Regions from separate parts of the Homo sapiens genome. Here region 2 is linked to region 1. The links are chromatin contacts, found by Hi-C in ENCODE. All regions are on one chromosome and are shown on one strand. Each heading gives the region's core, a stretch centred on a gene start or an enhancer-like site at or near the end of the contact. The rest is flanking DNA. Distances are from core to core; before and after follow the strand shown.

Region 1 (4,978 bases), core at 2,243-4,742:
TCCAGAAAAGCCAGGGGAGTCCCCTCCCAAGCCCCCAAGCTCAGCCTGCTCCCCCAGGCCCCTCTGGCTTCCCTGTGTTTCCACTGTGCACAGCTCAGGGACCAACTCCACAGACCCCTCCCAGGCAGCCCCTGCTCCCTGCCTGGCCAAGTCTCCCATCCCTTCCTAAGCCCAACTAGGACCCAAAGCATAGACAGGGAGGGGCCGCGTGGGGTGGCATCAGAAGCAGGCCAGTGAGACAGGGCCTGCCCAGGGCCCTCTGCATGCCTCTGGCTTCTGCCTGGGGCTCCCAGGAGTGAAAGAACAGTCCCACAACCACTGTGGGGACACCTGGCACCCAGACTCCCACAAGGGGGCAGTGAGGCCCCTGCTCGTGCCTTAGACATCTTCCGGGCCTCCCCAGGGGCCCCCGCCTTCTGGCTGCCTCCCTCTGCTCTCAGGGCCAAGGTGAGGTGGAGGCCACTGTCACCCCTGAGGGTCCAGTCACCAGAGGGTAATTGAGAGCAACAGGTCACTTGGGGAAGCCCTGCCACAGAGAAGCCCTCCAGCCCATGGGACCCAGGACCTGGCCTGGGGAGGGGCTTTTAAAGAGAGGGGGAAAGAGAGAGAATCAACAGATGAGGGGCTGAACCAGCAGACAGAGATCAGGCAGACACATGGGTAGATCCTAGGACATATAATGAATGGATGGGTGGATGGAGGGTGGGTAGATGAAGGATGGATGGGTGGTAAAATGGATGGGTGGGTAAATGGCTGGATGGAGGATGGACGGATGGATATGTGATGGATGGATGGATGAAGGATGGGTGGATGGAGGATGGATGAGTGGATGAAGGATGGAAGATGGATGGACTGATGGATGGATGATGGATGGATGGATGATGGATGGGTGGGTAGGCGGATGGAGGATGGAAGGGTGGATGGAGGATGGAAGATAGATGGAGGGGTGAATGGAGGATGGGTGGATGGAGGGAGGATTGAGGATAGATGGGTGGGTGGGTGGGTAGATCTATGGAGGCTAGGTGTATGGAAGATAATTGGATGGAGAATTGCTTTATGAATGGATGAATGAAGAGATGGAAAATAGCTTTATAGATGGATGGATGGATGGATGGATGGATAGATGGAAGAAGGATGAATGGATGGAAAATAGCTTTATAGATATATGGGTGGATATTTAAGTGATAGCCTTACATTAATAGATGAATGGACGATGAATGGATGGGTGAGTGGGTAGGAGTGTTACTGATGGAGGGGTGGATATACGGATAATAGCTTTATAGATGGATGGATGGATAGATGGACGGAAGGATAGAAAGACAGGTGAATGACTGGATGTATCAGCATATGACAAGCAGGTACAGCTGTACATGGGAGGTCTATGCCCTGAGACCCTGAGGAAAATGAGGATGCCCGTGCTGGTGGCCCTCACCTGGCCCTCGCTTGTAACCCCTCAGCCACATTCCCTGGGAAGGCAACAGAGGCCTCTGGTCTTGCCCATTCAACCTTTGGCACACTGAGTGTCAGACCCAGGTCTCTGTCTTGGACCCAGATCTCCTTGAGGGTGGGTGTGTCTGGTCCTCTCTGGCCCCGGGACCCAGTCACTGAATACGTGGCTGGGACTGAGACGGGGTGGGGTGGGAGGGGCGGGAGGGTACCTCGGGCTCAAGCTTCCCTTGGAGAAGCAGATGGTGTCCACTTTCTGCCCTGCCAAGTCTCTCCCTGAAGTGCCCTAAGAATGTCAAAGACAGAAGGTCCCAGCCCCTCACCTGGGACCCTGCCTCCTCATCCTCCCTGGGGGAGTCTCAGGCCTTAGATGGGGACCCAGACCCCACTGTCCCCAGACCCCAAGGAAGCATAGCCGCTGTTCACACGAGTCTGGGAGTCTGGGCCTGGCAGGCTCTTGCTGTGTTGCAGATTGGCAGATGCCGCCTCCCTATGTGGTGCTGGACTTGCCGCAGGAGACCCTGGAGGAGGAGACCCCCGGCGCCAACCTGTGGCCCACCACCATCACCTTCCTCACCCTCTTCCTGCTGAGCCTGTTCTATAGCACAGCACTGACCGTGACCAGCGTCCGGGGCCCATCTGGCAAGAGGGAGGGCCCCCAGTACTGAGCGGGAGCCGGCAAGGCACAGGTGGGAGCCCAGGAGGGGGATGAGCCCACAGTAGATGGGGTGGGCTGCAGTGATTGGCTAAGAGGAGAGCACCACCTGCTCCCACTGTGGGGGGACGTGCTCTCCTGGGGGCCCTTCACAGACACTGAGGACACGCGCAGGCCCAGGGTCAGGGCTGAGCTTCCCTCCAGTGCAGTAACGAGGATTCCGTCCAGGCTCCCATGAGCCAGGCCAGGGCTGAGACAGAGGGCGTTGGCAAGGATGCTGCTCCTTCAGGCTGTGACCCCTCTGTCTTTGCAGGGAGGAAGTGTGGAGGAACCTCTTGGAGAAGCCAGCTATGCTTGCCAGAACTCAGCCCTTTCAGACATCACCGACCCGCCCTTACTCACGTGGCTTCCAGGTGCAATAAAGTGGCCCCAAGGAAAATGTTCACAGACTCTGAATGAGGAGACGGGGGTCAGGGAAAGGGTGGTGGCTTTAGACTGGAGAACGCCTGCTTCAAAGTCCCCCTGGGTGTCATGGTGGTCATGGTGGGCATGGACAGAGGGTACCCCTGGTCCCAAAATCAAGAAATGACCTGATCTTGAATGAGGCTGAGGCCCAAGGATGAATGCTGGATTCACCAGAGACCATGGCAAAGAAGCCTGCTCCTAAGAACTACATGGGATCCCTATTCCTCATAACCTAGACAGCCCTGGTCCTCCTCACTGGGTCCTCATCCTGATCACAGGGCCCTGGTCCTGACCAGTGGGCCCGTTTACCGATCACTGAGCTCTGGTCCTACTACTTGGTCCCTGTTCCTGATCACTTAATTCTAGCCTTGATCACTGAGCCTTAGTCCTGATCACTGAGTCCTACTCCTGTTTTTTGCCCTGGACCTCGTCACTCAGCCCTGGTCCTTGTCACTCAGCCCTGGACCTCATCACTCAGCCCTGGTCCTGGTCACTCAGCCCTGGTCCTCGTCACTCAGCCCTGGACCTCGTCACTCAGCCCTGGTCCTCGTCACTCAGCCCTGGACCTCGTCACTCAGCCCTGGACCTCATCACTCAGCCCTGGACCTCCTCACTCAGCCCTGGTCCTCATCACTCAGCCCTGGACCTGATCACTCAGCCCTGGTCCTGGTCACTCAGCCCTGTTCCTGATCACTGAGCCCTGGTCCTGATCACTGAATGCTGGTCCTGATCACTGAGCCCTGTTCCTGATCACTAACCCCTGTTCCTGATCACTGAGCCCTGGTCCTGATCACTGAGCCCTGGTCCTGATTACTGAGCCCTGGACCCAGTCACTGGCCCCTGTTCCTGATCACTGGGCCCTGGTCCTGATCACTGAGCCCTGTTCCTGATCACTGAGCCCTGGACCCAATCGCTGGGCCCTGGTCCTGATCACTGGGCCCTGGTCCTGATTACTGAGCCCTGGTCCTGATCGCTGGGCCCTGTTCCTGACCGCTGAGCCCTGGACCAGATCATGGATCCCTGTTCCTGATCACTGATCCCCGGTTCTTTTCTTATACATATTCATTTTGAAATCTGATTCCTTTTCTGAGCATGTATCAGTCTGACTAGACACTGAGTCCTGTCTGATTTCTGAGCCTTGGCCCTCATGAGTAAGTGACCTGCAGTGGTGGAGGGAGGCCTCCAGGGGAGCCGAGACCCTCTCAGTGCATGTACTCACTGGTAGATGAAGAAATGACCCCAATGACTTGCTCCATTTTTCCAGGCTCAGAGGGGTGTGTAGGCCCCAGGAGGACTTGGTGGGGAGAGGACCAGCCCAGGCCCTGTGAGCTACACCCAGCCCCAGCCCCTAAGGGGTCGCCAGGTCTCGACTTAGCACTGGGGAGGGGGTACAGTACAGGAGTGGGGACAGGAAGGTCGGGGGAGGCCATGCTGTTTGTATTCTCTTGCTTTTCTCTCTCTCCTGAAGCCTCTTGTACCCCATCACCTGCAGAAATATCCAAAATAGCCCTGTGGGGCGGCTGAGTCATTGTGAACACAGCCCAGGCCAGGTGTTCCAGCCAGAGAACTGCTGTTCTGAGAAACATGCCCCAAAACCGAGACCTGGCCAGGTGTGCCTGGGGCCTGAGCGAGGGGCTGCAGCCACAGGGAGGCCCAGCCCCAACCAGCCCGGGGTCAGCTAGGGCTTTCCAGGTCCAGGGTTAGGCAGAGGTCAGCCAGGGTCAGCCAGGATCAGCCAGGGTCAGCCAGGGTCATCTGGGGTCAGCCAGGGCCAGCCAGGGTCAGCCAGGGTCATCTGGGTTCCGCCAGGGTCAGCCAGGGCCATCTGGGGTCATCTGGGGTCAGCCAGGGTTCCGCCAGGGTCAGCACAGGCCATTGTCCCCCTGTCCGGGCTCTCTAGGCGGCAGGCCTCCTCCATGGGCAGCCCTCACGAGGGCTGTGCCCACCACACAGCAGACCCAGGGAAGCACCAGCACTGAGCATCTGGCAGTGACTGTGGTGGGCCTCACACCCTGCACGCACCTCCCTCAGCTCTCCCCAGGGCCCTTGGCCAGAGCCAGGACGCAGTGCCCAGCCCTGGGGCTTGAGCGGCTGCCCTGGCAGGCTGTGCCCAGCACAAGCACGGCCCACAGGACCACAGAAGGACCTGCACCCCACACCAGGGAAACAGGGGTTCTGGGAAGGGGACATTGGACCAGGGGCCCAGAGAGACACAGAGACATAGAGAGAGACAGGGACAGGGAGAGACAAGAGACACAGAGACATAGACAGAGACAAGGATGGGGAGAGATAAGAGACACAGAGACATAGAGACAGGGATGGGGAGAGAGATAAGAGATGAAGAGACATAGAGAGAGACAGGGATGGGGAGAGATAAGAGACACAGAGACATAGAGAGAGAGAGACAGGGAT
Region 2 (5,066 bases), core at 223-2,722, 97 kb before region 1:
GGGACTGGGGGTGCAAATGGGGAGGTGGTGGGAGACGAAGCCCCTCCAAACCTGACGCCCCGCCGCTTCCCGAGCCCGGGGTTCAGGGCTTCCTGTTTTCCTGTGTGATTATGAGCTCCTGCTCCTGCCCTCGCCCCACGCGCGAGTCTCCCCTGGAAGGATGTGCAAGCTTTTCACAAGCACCACAGACTCTTACAACCCGGGACCACCTGGGACCCCAGGCGGTCAGGACCAGGGCCACCCCACACGGCAGGCACCAGCGCTCCTGACCTGGGCTGCAGAACAGCCTGTGGTCAGGCAGGGGCTCCCACTGGCCCCTGTCCTCGGCAGGCCCTTCCCCAGGAGCAGCGTCCGGGAGCTCAAGACAGGCTTGGGGGCTGCCCGTCCACCTGGGGAGGATCTTTGCAGGGCCCTTTCTTTCTCACTAAACAGCTTGCCTGTAGAAAGGAGAATTCGAAGGGATTTAAATCCAGTATTTTTACTGGTTTTCCCCGGGGCTAGCCAGGGTGTCTGCCCCACCTGCTGGTGGAAACGAAGTTCCCACTCTGGCCTTCTCCGTTAGGGCTTTATTTCATGGAGGTTGCATATGCCCGCCTCCCTGCAATGCGATGGTGAGGCCAGGGACTGGGGATGGGGCAAGGCCTGGAAGGGTGTGACTGTCTGTGAGGTGGGGATGGGCCTGCAGAGGGACGTCCGGGAATACACGGAGGCGTCTCGCACCGACACCGGGGTTCACTGTGACGGGAGGGGCTAGAGACCATCTGAGTGGGCTGGAATGGGGGTTGTCGCACACCCCTCGGGGGTGGATGTGGGTGCCCAGCAAGAGAAGCAGACCCGGCCCCACAGGAGGCTGCAGATGGAAGCTTCAGAGGCGGCTCCGGGGCTGCCACAAACCCCGCCCCTCCACGTGCCTCCCTGTCCCGGGAGCCGCCCCTCTGACCCCCAGGCCCTTCCCCGGACGTCCCAGCTGCTCCACAGCCCAGGCTTCTCCCCTCCTGCCCCCATGGAACCCCCACCCTGGGCTGTCTGGGCCTGCCTAGCCGGCCGTGTGGGGTCCCCCAGGCCCGTGGCCCAAGCACCCATCTCCGTGTCCAGCGCCCAGCGCACTCGGACGTTTCACACGCGGGCCTCTGGGGAGGACCCCCAGGCACCGCCAGCCCAACCCCGGCGGCCGGAAACTGGACCCGCTGCGGCAGCCGCTGAGGCTCTGCTGCCCCCGTGTGGCCGACAGCAGCATCGAACGCCGCCGACCACGCGGCGCTTCCCGGGCTCGGGGCAGGGGCAGGGGCAGGGGCACGGGCAGGGGCAGGGGCAGGGGCAGGGGCAGGGGCAGGGCCAGGGCCAGGGGCAGGGCCAGGCGTGCTCTCGGGGCCGGATCCCGGCTCTGCCTTGGGCTCAGGGCTGGGGCCCGGTCCGTGTCCAGCACTGTGATCCCCTCCCCTCCCCAGCGCCTGCCGCGGAGGTGGCTGTGGCATCCGCGAACAGGCATCAGCTTGTGGGGCTCTGTGGTCTGGGATCCCAGCCTCTGCCAAAGTCCTGCATTCCCTGGGTGTGGGGACGCTGTGACCTGGGGACGCTGTGGCCTGGGGGCCTTGCAAGGCTGCACCTGGGGCAGATGGGGAAGCTGGCCTGGGCTCCTCGGTGGGGCCCCGCGCCCCCCACTTCTGCCGGCAGCATCCGATGCTCCCTGACCCTGGTCAGGACCCTTCCTCCTGGCGTGGCCCAGTGTCCCCGCGGAAGCCCCAGAACGCGGCCTGCCCGGGAGCCGGCTCGGGCCTGGGGCCTGCGGGTCTTCACTATGGTCGCGAATGGACCCACGGGATGCTGCATGAGGCGCACGAGCTTGAGGCACCAGCCTCCGGCCACTGTCCCTGGAGGACAAGGGACGCGGCTCCGGAGCAGAGGGTCCTCCCCTGGGGATGCCCTCCCGGCGGCTGGGTGTGGGGCTGGGGGCTGTGCCCGGAAGTGGGTGGGTGGGAGAAGCCCTCCTGAGCACAGAGGACAGCAGCCAGGCCCAGGCCCAGGCCCTGCAGGCCCCCAGGGGCTCCAGAGCCCCAGAGAGGAGGAAGGCCTCCGTGTGCTCAGAATCAGCTCACACCCCGGGGACGAACCTCAGAGGGCCGGGACAAGGAAAGGAAGGCCCCGGCCCAACATCGGGGTCTGGGCGCTGGTGGGACAGGGCAGGCTCAGCCTTGGGGCCGGTCAGGGCCCTGTTGGGGTTCGGGTCCCCCTGCCAGGTCCGCGTCTGCAGCCACAGCCCCTCAACCCCAGCAGGGACCCCAGAGACCGGCTCGGGACCCCCTGGTGGCCGTCTTGTGCCACTGCAGTTCTGCTGCTGAGAGGTTCCCGGGGTTCCCGGGGTTCCCGGGGTCCCTGGCCCGGCAGCCTCCTGGGCTCCCAGGCAGGCGCGCTCTGCCGTCCGCTCATGCGGGGACAGCGGACCTCAGAGGCAAGCCTAAAAGACGCGCCCAGATCAGGATCCCAGGAACCCAGCTCACATACAAATCAGAAAAGCCCTAAAGAAGCAGAAACAAGAATCAGTGAAACAAGAAACTATAGAATAAGAACCCAAACAAAAGCAAAATGTCGGCGTTATCAGACATAGAATATGCAATGTGTGCTTCAGAGGGTTTTTTTGTTTGTTTTGTTTTGAGATGGAGTCTCGCTCTGTCGCCCAGGCTGGAGTACAGTGGTGCGATCTCGGCTCACTGCAACCTCCGCCTCCCGAGTTCAAGCGATTCTCCTGCCTCAGCCTCCTGAATAGCTGGGACTACAGGTGCCCGCCACCACGCCCGACTAATTTTTTTGGATTTTTAGTAGACACGGGGTTTCACCGTGTTAGCCAGGATGGTCTCGATCTCCTGACCTCATGATCTTCCTGCCTCAGCCTCCCAAAGTACTGGGATTACAGCGTGGCCACCACGCTCGGCCAAGAGATTTTTTAAACTTACTTACAGAAGCTATTCAAATATTACTGCAAAATGGGAAATTACTGCACATTGCATTTTGAAATGACCTGAGAGTTTTACGAAGAACTTCTAGAATTGAAAACCGTAATAGATGAGGCTAAAATAAGAATGGATGGGACAGGCAGCGCAGAGGACACGCAGGAGCGGGAGCTGGTAACACCGAAGAAAGAGCAGGAGACGCCACCCAGCCCGAGCGCAGCCCCGCGGAGGCTGGACGGAGGCTCCCACAAGGGCTTCTTCTGCCCAAAGGAGAAACAGAGTCGGGGGAGGCAGTGGCTGGGAATTTTCCAAAATCGCTGAATAACAGGACGCGTCAGGATCAAGGCCAAGTCCCAAGCAGGATAAATAAAAGCAAACTCCACGTCCACACCTTGACGCTTGCCGATGGAGCTGCCAACACCAGAGGCAAAGAGACTTTAGAAGCATCCAAAAGGAGGCCGGGCGTGGTGGCTCACATCTGTAATCCCAGCACTTTTCGAGGCAGAGGTGGGTGGGTCACCTGAGGTCAGGAGTTGGAGAGACCAGCCAGGCCAACATGGTGAAACCCGGTCTCTATTAAAAACACAAAAATTAGCTGGACGTGGTGGCGGGTGTCTGTGGTCCCAGCTACTCGGGAGGCTGAGGCAGGAGAATCGCTTGAGCCCGGGAGGCGGAGGTTGCAGTGAGCTGCCATCGCGCCACTACCCTCCAGCCTGGGAGACAGAGTGAGACTCTATCAAAAAAAAAAAAAAAATCCGTCAGGGCCGGCCCAGGCAGGTGCACTCGCGCGGCCACAGACTCCAGAGCCGGACTCGGGAGCCCCCCGGCGGCCGTCCCGTGCCACTGCACGTTCTCATAGACAGGAGAGTCTCAAGAACCCTGGAGCAAACAAGACGCCTGGAGCAGCCTCCCAGCATCTACTCACCTCTGCCGGCCGTTTACACCCGAAAGCCACCCCTCAAGACCAGGACAACGGTGACACTTTCATACAAAGGGCACAGGCACTTAACTCCGCACGCTGGCTGCTGGCGCCTCCTAAGAGTGTGTTTAGAAATGTTAAAGAAAAAATTATTCCATGATAGTTGTTCAATGCGGAGGCAGGTGTGATTCAGGACCACCGCCGCAGGAGCAGGGACCACGGCCATGCGGGAGAGAGATGGGGCTCAGTTCTTAACACAGCATGGGCTGGCGGGGATTGACAGCCAGGGAGCTGGGTAAACTCGGAGGACGGACATTCCCAAGAGGAAATATTGGGGGGAAGGAGGGTTCTGGCTAAATTAGCCCAGGAAGATTTTTGCTGAAGACAGACCAGGGTGATCAGACCTGGGAGATGGTGGAAGATGAGGAACTCAGGATCAAGGGTGATCAAATGTCAAGAGTGGGTCTTTAACCTGATTTAGGGGGGTTCTTTTTTTTTCTTTTTTTTTTTTTTTTTGAGACGTAGTCTCACTCTGTCACCAGGCAGTGGCACGTGTCATCGTGCAGTGGCACGATCTTGGCTCACTGCAACCTCTGCCTCCTGGGTTCAAGCAATTCTCCTGCCTCAGCCTCCCGAGTAGCTGGGATTATAGGCGCGTGCCACCACACCCAGCTAATTTTCGTATTTTTAGTAGAGACAGGGTTTCACCATGTTGGCCAGGCTGGTCTGGAACTCCTGACCTCAGATGATCAGCCCACCTCAGCCTCCCAGAGTGCTGGGATTACAGGCATGAGCCACCGCTCCGGGCCCCACCGGGTACTTTTTAAAGCCTTTTTCTTACAAGGAAGTGCAGGCCGGCCTAGGAGAAGTTTCCAGAGCCCGACTGCAGTTTAGCCAAGCAGAGAATCTTTGTCAGTCCACACTGTTTAAGGAAAGAGGAGACATTCTCGTTTCCCTCCAACAATATAAGTCCATTTTCTTGTTGGGTGGCCTTTCGTTCATTAAGAACCAGCTGGATTTTCTGTTGGGACTGGATAGAAGAGGACATTTCGCCGCATGGTGCTAGCAGTTGGACATTCGAAGAGGAGAGACTCTGAAAATAAATGAAACACAAAGGTTAACACTTAGAAATGCAGTTTCTGAGCCCAGTGGGCACCAGGCCAGAAGATTTCTAGACGCTGGGCCTGAAGCATCTTCAG

The links. Hi-C counts contacts between places; a loop is a spot of excess contacts on that map. Pooled maps may share reads with other maps.
Region 2: a loop to region 1 is called in a map with no recorded cell type, with 5 times the contacts of the local background. The contact joins two enhancer-like sites. A Hi-C loop is called at or near these places in 3 of 168 maps with a recorded cell type or tissue (B cell, GM13977 and KBM-7), 5 of 37 single-sample maps with no recorded cell type and 3 of 50 pooled maps.

What each region holds. Positions count from the first base shown.
Region 1 is chr14:105,581,290-105,586,267 of GRCh38, reverse strand. No RefSeq gene overlaps it. Among named protein-coding and RNA genes, the nearest start is that of MIR8071-1, 37 kb to the left of the region's middle. Within about 2 kb of position 3,492, at least 5 of the 41 ENCODE cell types and tissues checked have a DNase peak (open chromatin) inside an H3K27ac peak, as active enhancers do; they include B cell, where a contact is called at or near this core.
Region 2 is chr14:105,676,442-105,681,507 of GRCh38, reverse strand. It overlaps IGH. Among named protein-coding and RNA genes, the nearest start is that of MIR8071-2, 39 kb to the right of the region's middle. Within about 2 kb of position 1,472, at least 3 of the 41 ENCODE cell types and tissues checked have a DNase peak (open chromatin) inside an H3K27ac peak, as active enhancers do; they include B cell, where a contact is called at or near this core.